2 separate regions of the Homo sapiens genome follow, and region 2 is linked to region 1. A link is a contact called in ENCODE Hi-C or POLR2A ChIA-PET data. All regions are on one chromosome and are shown on one strand. The core of a region is the stretch at or near the end of the contact, and the rest is flanking DNA. Distances in the headings are between cores, read along the strand shown. Region 1 holds the start of PTPN4 (protein tyrosine phosphatase non-receptor type 4). Region 2 holds the start of CLASP1 (cytoplasmic linker associated protein 1).

Region 1 (6,115 bases), core at 1,756-4,255:
CAAGGCTTCACAGCTTATTCTAGTAAACTGGCAAATTTAACAAATCTGGATTATAGTACATAAAAAACTTCATAACATGCAATAACCCAGGAAAACAACAAAATTCAACTCAGTTAGTAAACTTCTACCAATAACTAAATTTTACATAGGAGCAACAATTCATATTTAGCCACAATAACCATTCCTAGGGAGTTGATCAATTTTGCATTCTAACTAAGAATTTAGGCAAAACTTTAAAACATTTGCCCCTAAACATACACCAAACAAGATTTCCACGTTTCTGGAAAACTTTTCTTGTTTAAAAGTGGCCATATTAACTCTCAAGCGGGGGGCAGAAGTACTCTCAATAACAAACCTCCTTGCAATTTTCTGCTAGTCTCTTACTTTGCTCCTTAAAGACAACTTACTAAAAACCATGATCACTGATCCCGCTTTTAGAGTTTGTAAGTCATAAATAAATACTAAACAGATAACAATGGATACTGTACTGTACACCTCAATTATGTTTAACAGACAAAACTATTTTAAAAATACAAATCACAGTTTAATAACAACCTAACGAAGTCATACAAGTTAAAAAAAAAAGCTGAAAAGTTTTTATTACCATCTCACGTAAATTGTATTACTATCCCACTTTATTATACTTTTTTTTTAAAGTTAGGCATCTATGCTCAAACTGATTAAATCGAGTATGAGAGATCTATACTTTTTTTAAAAGTCCTTCAACAATAATGAAGTGTACACTGGTCACAGAATAGTTCAAATGAAATTTCCTGAGGCTGCATTCTAAGTACATCCGACCCAGAAAGTATTTTTAGCAAGTACGTTCAATCAATGCTGGTTTTATGCCTAGCCTAAATTAGAAATTGGGTGTTATAAATTTAAAGTAACAATGTTACTAGGGACATTTTAAAAGATATTTAATTAGAACATAAGAAAAAAACACAAGTTTGACTCAATTCAATACCTACAGCTCTGAAGCTAAGATGTTAGAAAATGGGCAGTAAGAAAAATCACATCCTCGTCTATTACTACTTTTGAGGAACTCGTGATTTTCTAACTTAATAAACATGGACCTACTCAATTAATATTTTTAAAAACTACAAAATAGTGGTGCCTCCTTGGATTTTAAAAACCTCTTGCCAAATTTTTAAAACAGACTGGCAACATGACAAACATTCCCATGTACAAAATAGACTGTTTCTCTTATAAATCACTGAAGATTATGATACTATGGGACCGTGCGTGTTTCAATGCAAAATGTAACAAAGATATGTGTACCATAAAAAATGCGAAGAGACATAAAAATTGCTTTTGTGGTAATTGGAGCATAAATTTATTCTAACAAAAAAACAGTGATGTCCACAAAATGATCACACTTACGAGCTAGTGAAGAGGTTCTGTAGAATACACAAACTTCTGCTTACGAGTTTTTTCTTTAAAAGAAAGCTGAATTTATATTAGTCAAATTCAAGATTTAGATGATATACCTAGCTCTATTCCATTAAGCACAGTTTAGGCTCTGAACAATCCTTTATTTTAAGGCCATCTCCTTCCCCCTTAAAATTGAAAAAAAATTTTTTTCCTCTGGCACGTTAAAGTTCAGAAAACCAAGATTTAAAAATGCCCTGGCTTTTACTGTTCCAGTCTTCTTTCTACTCTAATTGTCTTTTGCAAGTCGGACACATTGGCCTTTTATCTTTCTCCATAAATATGTTTTAAATGTGACCAATCAGCTGTACTGTTTCAACTGGGCCCAAGATCTGGACACAGAAACTTAGTATTACTGAAACCTCTTATTCGAAAAGCAGCTGGCATATTGCAGATGCATAACAAGTTATCCTAGAACAGGCGTTTTGAAAAATCCTACAAATCGTCCTTGTACATACTGATGTCACTACATGATGCAAGCCCAGACATAAAATCTTCCACCCTAAGTTTTGCAGAAACATCCACACATCACCTGTGCAACTGTAAGCTGTTCCATTTTATGGAAACCCTGCGAAATGCATCACTGTTTACCCACATCTCAACTTTTTTTTTTTTTTTTTTTTTGGCTCAACTACAGATTCCCAAATACAGGTATATACTGGTAGAATCATAACAGGCTTAAAACTTCAATGGTAGGAATAGTTGGCTCATGCAGCGTGCAAGAAGCGCTCATATGAGCCAAAAAAAAAAAAAAAAAAAAAAGGAATTCTACCAGCAATGGAAAACTCAAGATTCCAAAGCTTTACCTAGAGTTTAGGTACTGGGAACATTCCATCTCCGCACCTATTCCATCCCTTGGCCCTTCGCTGACCCATAACAGAGATTCCAACTATAACCCCCGCAAAAGCAGAGGTCCCAGGAAGAAAGGAAAGAAAGCGTTTTTTTGTTTGTTTGTTTGTTTGTTTTTGTCCTTTTTTCCTTCCTTTCAAATCATCCTCGTACCTCCGGCTTGCCCCACCTGGCTCACCTCCCAGGAGCCACACATGCAGGTAAGAGCCTCCCGTTCAACGTGCAGGGCCGAGAGGCCGGCGGGGACCGGAGAACCTCTTACCTTCGTATATCACAGCCGCGTCCTCTCGGCTGGAGAAAAAAAGCCTCGAGGCCCCGGCGCGCAGAGGAGAAGCGCGTCCTCCGTGCCGCTCCGGGGGGCTACCTCAGCGCCCCCCGAGCAGCCGCCGCCGCAGCGGTCGCGCCACGACCCGGAGCCGCCAGCACCACCTCATGCTGCTGGGCAGCCGCGGGCCGGCGCCGCTGGGGAGGTGGCAGGGAGGCGGGCAGCCGGCGACCTCTCCTACCTCCCTGCAGGGATGAGATAATCCACACCCCCAAAAGTGCGTGGGGGAGGGGGCCTGGCCCCAATCCTCCGACCCCGCGGCCAAAGCCAAGTCTCTTTCCTCTCCCGCTCAGGCCCAATTCCGGCCCCTGGGACCCAGGAGTCCTGAGAGAACAATGTTGGTGGTGGGGCGCGAGGAGCGGAAAAGCGCACTGCGCGGCGTGAGCTGGCGGGTAATCCTGGGCAGCGTTTGTGTGTGAGAGTGCAAGAGGAGCTCAGTCACCCCCCTCCTTCTCCACCTCCTCTTCCTCCCCCTCCTCCTCCTCTATCTCTTCCTCCTCCCTCAAGCACACCCCCTCTCCTAGGCCGCAGCATAGCAACCGAACATGGCGGCTGCGCAGGCGCCGCCAGTCAGTGGCCAGGAGCGGCGGCGGCAGCAACAGGAGGCGATCTCGCGAGAGGCGAGGCCAAAACCCTGCCTCGCTAGCGCAGGGAGAAGTCGCACCAGTCGGAGCGCAGAGGGACACGCAGGTGCGAGAGAGAGCGGCCTAGGAGGATTGGGAGGGCGGATTGGAGGGGGGAGGCGGAGCGCTGTGGCCCCCGCCCCGCAGCCGCGTCGCGATTGGTTGTTTGGACTGCGACCCCTGCTGCACCCACTGACCGCAGGGACCGGATAGTGGGCAAGAAGCGTGTGTTAAAAGGGAAAACCAGACCAGTTGGCAGCAGGTCGCCCCAACCTCAGTGCTCCTGGAGGATATAGGTTTTGGGGGGCAGTTTTGAATCATTTCCTCTCCTAAACGTAGGCTCCAAAACAAAGCCTCAGCAACCAACCTGCGTTTATAAAACAAACGTTCGGGGGCTCCTTCTGTGTGCCTGGAACGGTGTGCTTTTTAAAATTTAATTCCTTCTAATAACATGAATTTGGTGTTATCACGCCAGGGTTTTTAGCCAGGTGCATTATAATATTTTATTGGTGATACAAACTTATTGGTAATACCACAGTTGCCTACTGGCGAATGATCTCAGCTGAAATGGAGGAAGAAGGGATTTGGGGACCGCCACACTTCCTTTTTGCCCAATTTTTGTTAGTGCCCTTTTCTGTCGCCAGGCGCCTTCTTTGTCCTTCCTTGCTCTTAGCTTGAGCATCCTATCAGAGCCTACCTTTATAAAGACGATCTTTCAAAAACCACTTTCCCAAGCCGACAAAATGACTACAAATCAGGGGAATGTGAACAAATCTGGAAAAGACAGAAATTTCTATTGACTCTCTTCTCCCTCACACCTGTTAGTTTTTCCATTTGAAAAAGGCAACTTGTCAATCCATGTTTCCAGCTTTACTTCCTTCACTTGCTTTTCTTCCCAGATCTCTGTTGTAGCCAGTGCTCATTCATTCCTCCCTAAATATGCATTCCTGCCTCTGACTCTCCATTTTGTCTTTGATCATGCCATTCCCTCTGCTAAAATGCTCTTCACCTCATTGTCATCTGTCAACATCCAGTCATCCTCCAACCAAAGATCATATGAGACTTCCACCAGAAATTGAATGTTTCATATAAATAGAATCATACAATATGTAATTTTTGTTTAGAGGCAAGGTCTCGCTATGTTGTCAGGCTGGTCTCCAACTCCTGGGCTCAAGAGATCATCTTACCTTAACCTTCGGAGTAGCTGGGATTACACATGTGAGCCACATGGCTTACATGTAGTCTTGTGTCTGGTGTTAAGCAAGACACAAAAGTTCCTGAGTGGAACTTCCCCTGCAAGTCACCAGGATGGACCCTTTGAAGTTACCAATACTCACCATTATTCCTTGAAAAATCTGAGTTCACCTTAAATCTACCTGCCTGCAACCCTGGAAAGAGAAGAAGCAATTATTGTCCTTAAAAAAAAGAGAGAGAGAGCTTTAGACTGTGCCCCAGGCTCACATGGGCCCACTGAAAATTGAATTGGGAAATAATAAATTAGTATATCTCACACTTTAATATACATGCTGATCACCTGGAGTTCTTATTAAATGGCATGGTCTAATCCATTAGGTCTAGAGTGGGCCCTGAAATTCTGCATTTCTTTCTTTTTTTTTTTTTTTCAATAGAGACAGGCTCTCACTGTGTTGCCCAGGCTGATCTTGAACCCTCCTGACCTCAAGCAATCTTCCTGCCTTGGCCTCCCAAAGTGCTAGGATCACAGGAGTGAGCCACTGCACCTGGCCTAGAGACTCTTTCTAACAAGCTCCCTGGCTTTTGGACCACCCTGGAGTAGCAGGGGTGTAGACTACTGTTCCTTAAACTGGAGTCTAAGAAAAAATATATGCAAATTATCTATAAAATATGTAAATATTTTGCTCTTACTTAAATTATGTTCTTTTAAAAGTTAATATATTCTAGTCACTATATTGGATCATTTGATGACCACCTTGTAACGAAACCCTGCACTTGATTTTGTATTTGGCACCAACCACAAATTTAATTTTCTGGGGCTAATGGGAAAAGAATAGAATACTTCTTGTGGAAAGGACAGCATTCTGGCTAAGTGAAGGTCATACGTCCTTTACGGCACACTGCACAGAAGTTTAACAGAAATTCAAATAGAGAAGAATGTTGAGATAATTAAGTCAATTATAAGCATGCCAAACAAAAAAGTACATACCATAGCAGTGAGTTCCATATTCTCATATCAAAGGACAATTTAATTTCAGCAAAACAACAAATATAATTCACCACACATTACATACATCATATTAATTGAATTTTTTAAATTTGTGAATTTAATTTCTAAAATTGTTTTAGTTTTATAGACGTGAGCTATAAGAATAAGAAATTATTACCTAAAGTTTATGTATAATTAAGAGACATAATTAAAATGACTTAACAGTTGGAAGTTAGCAAGAATTTTTTTTTTCATTCAAAAGTGGCCTCAAACATTACTGGATATTGGCAGACACTGCTATTGACTGTTTTTTTTTCCTTGTCTGCAGTCTGCCCTTGACTGTGCTTTGGGAGAGTAAGAGCAAAGGTTGTATCCACACTTGGAGGATGTTGGCAGGCGAGGACTGGCCGTTTTGCACTGTGTGGTCAATGGTAGGACCTCTCTTAACCCTGGGTAGCTACAGCCAGAAGGGAACAAGCATTTGTTCTTGCCTGTATGGGCCTTGGCAGTGACCCCAGGCAGCAGCCGTGAAGAAGAAACTTTGACTAGGCACTGTGGCTGACTCACCAGCCACCCACTATCAGTAACTGGAGAGGACTTCTTTGGAAGAAATGAGTAACCGTAGGATCACTGGGGATACCTAGGGAGAAGAACCTCAACAGAAGGTTGGACTCTACTCGCTAGGTAGAGCTCAGAGTGGTATGA
Region 2 (6,115 bases), core at 1,660-4,159, 1.9 Mb before region 1:
ATGGTGAAACCCCGCCTCTACTAAAAATACAACGATTAGCTGGGCGTGGTGGCATGTGCCTGTAGTCCCAGCTACTCAGGAGGCTGAGGAAAGAGAATCGCTTCAACCAGGGAGGCAGAGGTTGCAGTGAGCCGAGATCGCACCACTGCACGCCAGCCTGGGCAACAGAGTGAGACTCTGTCTCGGAAAAAAACCAAACAAACCCAAAACAGTTCTTTCATCATGTTACTATGCCTAGTCACGGACCTTAAACAATATAAAGTATGAATTTCTATACTTGGTTTCAAAATCTCCCACATTCTATTAATACTAATTTTTGAGACGGAGTCTCGCTGTCGCCCAGCTTGAGTGCGGCGGCGCAATTTCCGTTCACCACAACCTCCACTTCCTGGGTTCAAGCATTTCTCCTGCCTCAGTCTCCTGAGTGGCTGGGATTACAGGTGTGTGCCACCGTACCCGGCTAATTTTTGTATTTTTAGTAGAGACAGGGTTTTACCATATTGGCCAGGCTGGTCTCGAACTTTTGACCTCAAGTGATCCACCCACCTCGGCCTCCCAAAGTGTTGGGATTATAGGCGTGAGCCACTGCGTCTGTCCCCACAAGCTATTAAAATTAGGGTTTTTCTTTTTTTGTTTAAGACTAGCCAAGTGCAGTGGTTGAGAAGTGGAGCACAAGGAGAACAAGGAGTTTGGTCTGTAACTGGCAGTGAACAATCAAGATAACTTACTATCTCTGTATTACCCTAAAAGGATCTTGAAGAGTTATCTGTACACTCATGTTTGAAGCAGTATTATTCACAATAACCAAAAGGTGGAAATAACACAAGTGGTATATACACACAATGGAATATTATTTAGTCTTAAAAGGGAAGGAAATTCTGACACATGCTACAAGATGGATAAACCACAAGGAGATTATGCTATGTGAAATATGCCAGTCACAAAAATACAAATACTGTATGATACCACTTACACGGGGTACACAGTCAAATTCACAGAGACAGAACTAGAATGGAGGTTACCAAGGCTAGCTGGAAAATGGCGAATGAGAAATTGTTTAATGGGTTCGGGGTTTGTTTTGCAAGATGAAAAGAATTCTGGAGACTGGCCGCACGAGGTAAATATACTTAATACTAACGAATTATTCACTCAAAAATGGTTAAGATAATAAATTTTGTTGTGTAGATAAAAAAATTTAAAAATCGATTCCATCTTTCTCATCAAATCTTACTTTTTACTCTTTGTTTCTTTTTTTCCCATTTCAGTTAGATTGCTCTCTTCATTGTACTTCCAGTATGCCTCTTGAGCCTTTGCACCATGGTGTTTCTTCTCTGGAATGGTCTTTCATTATCACCCATCCATTTTCAAAAGGTTGCATGTGCTTTCGTTCCAAAGACATTAGTTTATAGATCCAACCAGGAGTCGCATCCTCCATGTCATCCCTACTCTTTCAAATCACATACCTCTACCTTTTCTGCACTACACAGAAGGGCCTACACACGGCTTTCATACTTTAGCTTAGCCTCTCCGACCATACCTCCTAAGACCCTGAGGATCAGGGGGCATTATCTCATAGTTCTCCCGCACTTCTCTCCCATCCCAACACATACACTAGCAAGGAGCTCCGCACACAAGCTCCTCCAGTAAAAACAACGCACTGGGCAGTGCATCTCAACACATCAAATTACCGGCGTGCATAGGAGCCTGATGCGGCAAATCTGTGGGTCCTTCGGGATCCTTGAAGGCAGCCCTATAATTTGCATTTTTCTACGCTCCAAAACACTTTCCGGGCCAGATGCGGTGGCTCACTCCTGCTGTCCCAGCACTTTCGAAGACCCAAGACGGCGGATCACTTGAGGTCAGGAGTTTGAGACAAGGCTGGGAAACATGGTGAAACCCATCTCTACAAAAAAATACAAAAAGTAGTTGGGGGGGGGTGGTGCACGCCTGTAATTCCAGCTACTCGGGAGGCTAAGGCAGGAGGATCACCTGAGCCTGGGAAGTCGAGGCTGCAGTGAGCCGTGATCGCGCCACTGCACTCCATCCGGCCTGGGCGACGGCGGTGAGACCCTGTCTCAAAAAAATAAAAGCCACCACTTTCCCACTTATTATCCCAGGGAAACGCACGCGACGGAGGAGCGAAGGAGCGTTTATTTGTGGAGGCGCTCAAGTAAGAAACCCTGCTCGCTGGCCGACTCAAGGGTCTCCAAAGCCTTCTCTGGGCTGTCTCCCCTCCCCAAAAGGCAAAGAACCGTTAACAAGTTTACTTCCGGCACAAGCGTCCGCGCCTGCTCGGAAAAGGGAGCGTGGACACACAGCTCTGTTACGGGAAGTCGCAGGGCACAATTTCCTTCATTGCAGTCGCCCTCTGGGCGGACGCCCTAACCCAGAAGTGAAAGACCGTTTCCTTCGAGTATCAGACCCCCGACCAAAGGAAGTTCCACTTGGACGACTTTTACCCAGGGTTTCCCGATTCCTCTTTAGCTCTTCCTATCACGCTCCCTGCTTGCTGGTGCATTGTTGCTGTGGCCACTTAGTTCCGACCTTCCTTGTCTAACTCGAGTTTTGTCGCAACTTTCCAAGGGGCCTAACCACAACCTTTTCCGTAAAAAAAAACAAAAACAAAACCTTTACCCTACGGGTCCCCATCAGGGTCAACTAACGTTCTCCGTGAGGGGCAAAGCTCCCGGGGACTTTACGCCAGCGAAGCCTAACACGGCCAGGCCAGCGCCTGCGCGGGGCGTTACCATAGAGAGGCAGCCGCCTCTCTGGTCTCGGTTTACGCTCTCTATGGTGTACCCGGGTTGGTGGCGGTAAGAAGAAAAAGGGTGACCGCACTGCGCAGGCGCCCTCGGCGTCTCTCTCGCTCTCTCGGTCTTTTTTTTTTTTTTCTTTTTTTTTTTTTTTAATCCCCGCACCAAGCGCTTAACCTCATTGGGGTGGAGGAGAAGGCGGCGGCTCTCTGGTCCGCAGCGGCAACAGTAACGAAAAACAGGGCTGTAAGTACCCGGTCAGGGGGCGGAGGGTCAGACCCGAGCCCTCTCGCGGCCCTGGCCCCTCCCGCGCAGTGGCGGGCGCCGGGTCTGGGTGGGGGCGATGTCCAGCGCTGTCATCGGCTCTTGGGTGCACTTTGGGGGGATGGGGCGGCCCTGAGGTGGGAGCCTGGCGAGGAGCGGGATGCGAGGGTTGTTTATCCAACCAGTAGGTCGCTGAGCCCAGGCTGCTTTGCAGAGGGAGGGGATCGGCCCTGGGGTCAGTCGGGCTTTGTGTGCCCCTCTCTGTTTCCCTTTTCCAGACCCCACCCGGGCCCCCTTCCTAACCCGAGTCTCCCCTGCCGGGTGGGAGAAGCCAGCGAGCCCGGGGCGCGTTTGAAAGGAAGGGAGGGGGCGAGGGAGAGAAACCCACAACAACTAGTCATTGGCGAGTGATGGGTGTGAAGAAAGATCCAGAGAGAAGGGGTGCCGGGAGGCGGGCGGCCCGGGCTCCCGTCCTGGGCTCCCAACCGGGCCAGACAAAAGCTGCGCGAGCGGCGCCGAGCGGAGCGGCCGGCTTGATGGGATGCACAAGGTCCCCTTGGTTCCCGGGGCCTTCGAAGAGCTTCTTTCTGAAGCTGGGAAAGCGAACAAGTGCTGAGTTAAGCCTGTGCAGACTTCTCAACTTGCCTTTGTTGTTCTTTGGTATTGGCAGAGACGCTCTGACGAAGATGAGTGTGTGATCTTGCACGTTAGCCTGGCTAGGTACAATGGAGCTAATCGAATTTTGCTTTCCGTTTTCCGAGCTGCTGGGATGAGTATGGGGCTTTCCAGAGTTTAAATTATTACATAATATTTTTAAAATAGTTGTTTGCTTCTAAAATTAAAAAAAATTAATGTGGAGTCTGAAAGCACGCTGTGGTGAGTTTGCAGCTGAGTTTGCAGCTGGGTGAGTTTCTGTGTAGTGGGGTGCGTTCATTAAATACTGACCATTCGTAGAACCTGTGAGCTCTTTAAACATGATACTTTCATTTGTAGATGTGGCAATGAGAGCTTCAGATTCTCTAGTCCTTTGGGAGACCGTGATGCAGAAGAGTCAGAAGCGAGAAATAGTTTCATGCCGCCATGTACCTTGGACCCTATTTGGGTGCCACAGTCCGTTTTCAATTCTGGCATTAGAAATTGTTTTTATTACTACGATTATTTACGACGGTAACTGACCTCTCGATATGAGGGATCCTGGATATTGGCTCCGTTTGCTCATCAAGGGATTGGGAGAATAGCAACATTGATGTTGCGACCATATAGATAAAAAGTAGCACAGTGCCTCAGAGTATTGAATATTATTTATTTTTTACATTTGTTAAGAAATTTAAATTTTGATGATCTGGTTATCTTGTTAAATTGTGTAATACACCTTTTTAGCAGTTGTTACTGAAATCTCAGTTTCTATAATTCATTGTTTATTATGGGCTACCTTGTAACACCATTTTAGACTTCTAAAGTTTTAGTTTTTATGAAGGAGTTTTCAGCCATAGCTTTTAATTCTCCCAGGTAAGGTTAACCAAAGTCAGGACTCCTTAGAGGAGACTTTGTTGGTGGTGGAGGTGTCAAATATTGTATCTCTGTGTTACAACTGAATTGGCAAATACAGAAAAGGCTTTTGCTAAGTTTTCACCATAAATTTGTGTTAGAACGGAAAACCCAGATCTCCTAGTATGTCAGGCTTTTGAATTAACCCACAGATTCCACTTTATTTATGTAAAAGAGGTAAACTTTTTTTTTAATTGATAGCAAGTAAAACTCTGAAGCCTGGTGTATTATGCTTAAGTAACTAGTGGGATAGAATCTCTTTAAGTGTAGTTCAGATGATGGGAACTTGCTTTTTATAGAGCAAGATTTCAGACCCTTAAAATAGTTTGACAGGGATGTTGAGAAATGATTGGCCAGAAGAACATGAAGTTTGTCATTTAAGTGTGTTATATTTTGTTTACTGGTTTTATTTATTATTTATTTTTATTTTTATTTTTGAAACAGAGTTTCACTCTTGTCGCCCAGGCTGAAGTGCAATGGTGCAATCTCAGCTCACTGCAACCTCCACCTCCTGGGTTCAAGTGATTCTCCTGCCTCAGCCGCCTGAGTAGCTGGGATTACAGGCACCCACAACCATGCCCAGCTAATTTTTGTATTTTTAGTAGAGACAGGGTTTCACTATGTTGGCCAGGCTGGTCTTGAACTCCTGACCTCCTGTGATCAGCCTGCCTTGGCCTTCCGAAGTGCTGGGATTACAGGCGTGAGCAATCGCGCTCGGCCCATGTTTACTGGTTTTAGATTTAGATTTTTTTTTTTTTTTTTTTTTGAGATGGAGTCTCGCTATGTTACCCAGGCTGGAATGCAGTGGCGCGATCTGGGCTCACTGCAAGCTCCGCCTCCCAGGTTCATGCCATTCTCCTCCCTCAGCCTCCCGAGTAGCTGGGACTACAGGTGCCCGCCACCATGCCCGGCTAATTTTTTTGCGTTTTCTTAGTAGAGACGGGGTTTCACCGTGTTAGCCAGGATGGCCTTGATATCCTGACCTCATGATCCGCCTGCCTCAGCCTCCCAAAGTGCTGGGATTACAGGCGTGAGCCACCACGCCTGGCCTAGATTTAGATTTTTTGCTTCCGTCTTGTTTATTTTCTTAAGTAGCTTAGTGTCTTGATTTATAAGTTGAATGAGATGGCTTCTTGGGCCTGAGACTTAAATTTACTGTTTGAGACCCATCTATTCTTAATAATCTTCTACTTAATAATTTTTAGATTTTTATTTTGTAGTACTGTTGGTAAATATAAACATTTAAGTGATTACAAATGTTAGATTCAACTGAGTTACTGAAACTGTCATTTTTGGTAACTAAATCTAGCTGTCAAATAGTGGAAATAGTAGACAGAAGTAAAACTTAAATGTTTAAAAACAGAACATTTTACAGATTTCCTAGAAAACAAGAGAAGAGGCTGGGTGCAGTGGCTTACATCTGTAATGCTAGCATTTTGGGAGGCCAAGGTGGGCGGGTTGCATGGAGTTTGAGACCAACCTGGGCAACATGGTGAAACCCTGTGTCTCTACAGAAAATTCAAAAATTAGCTGGGGATAGTGGTGTGCAC

Evidence for each region. A loop is a pair of places that touch in the nucleus more often than their neighbours do. ChIA-PET counts read pairs that join two places held with the same protein, here RNA polymerase II (POLR2A). Pooled maps may share reads with other maps.
Region 2: a map of naive thymus-derived CD4-positive, alpha-beta T cell shows a loop between it and region 1 (29-fold over the local background). The contact joins the promoter of CLASP1 here to the promoter of PTPN4 in region 1. A Hi-C loop is called at or near these places in 1 of 168 maps with a recorded cell type or tissue (naive thymus-derived CD4-positive, alpha-beta T cell) and 11 of 50 pooled maps. POLR2A ChIA-PET finds 5 or more read pairs at or near these places in 1 of 52 experiments (OCI-LY7).

What each region holds. Positions count from the first base shown.
Region 1 is chr2:119,756,812-119,762,926 of GRCh38, reverse strand. PTPN4 (protein tyrosine phosphatase non-receptor type 4) reads right to left here and starts at 3,005. Exons shown (of 27, transcript NM_002830.4): 1 at 2,543-3,005. It overlaps LOC101927764 (a long non-coding RNA gene), which reads left to right and starts at 3,213. Exons shown (of 4, transcript XR_007087215.1): 1 at 3,213-3,295. RefSeq lists enhancers at 2,149-2,773, 3,044-3,303, 3,020-3,314 and silencers at 2,504-2,803, 3,354-3,463.
Region 2 is chr2:121,646,256-121,652,370 of GRCh38, reverse strand. It overlaps CLASP1 (cytoplasmic linker associated protein 1), which reads left to right and starts at 2,909. Exons shown (of 41, transcript NM_001395891.1): 1 at 2,909-2,999. It overlaps NIFK-AS1 (NIFK antisense RNA 1), which reads right to left and starts at 2,717. Exons shown (of 4, transcript NR_037857.1): 1 at 1,990-2,717; 2 at 1,689-1,903. RefSeq lists enhancers at 2,399-2,668, 2,700-3,326, 3,327-3,955.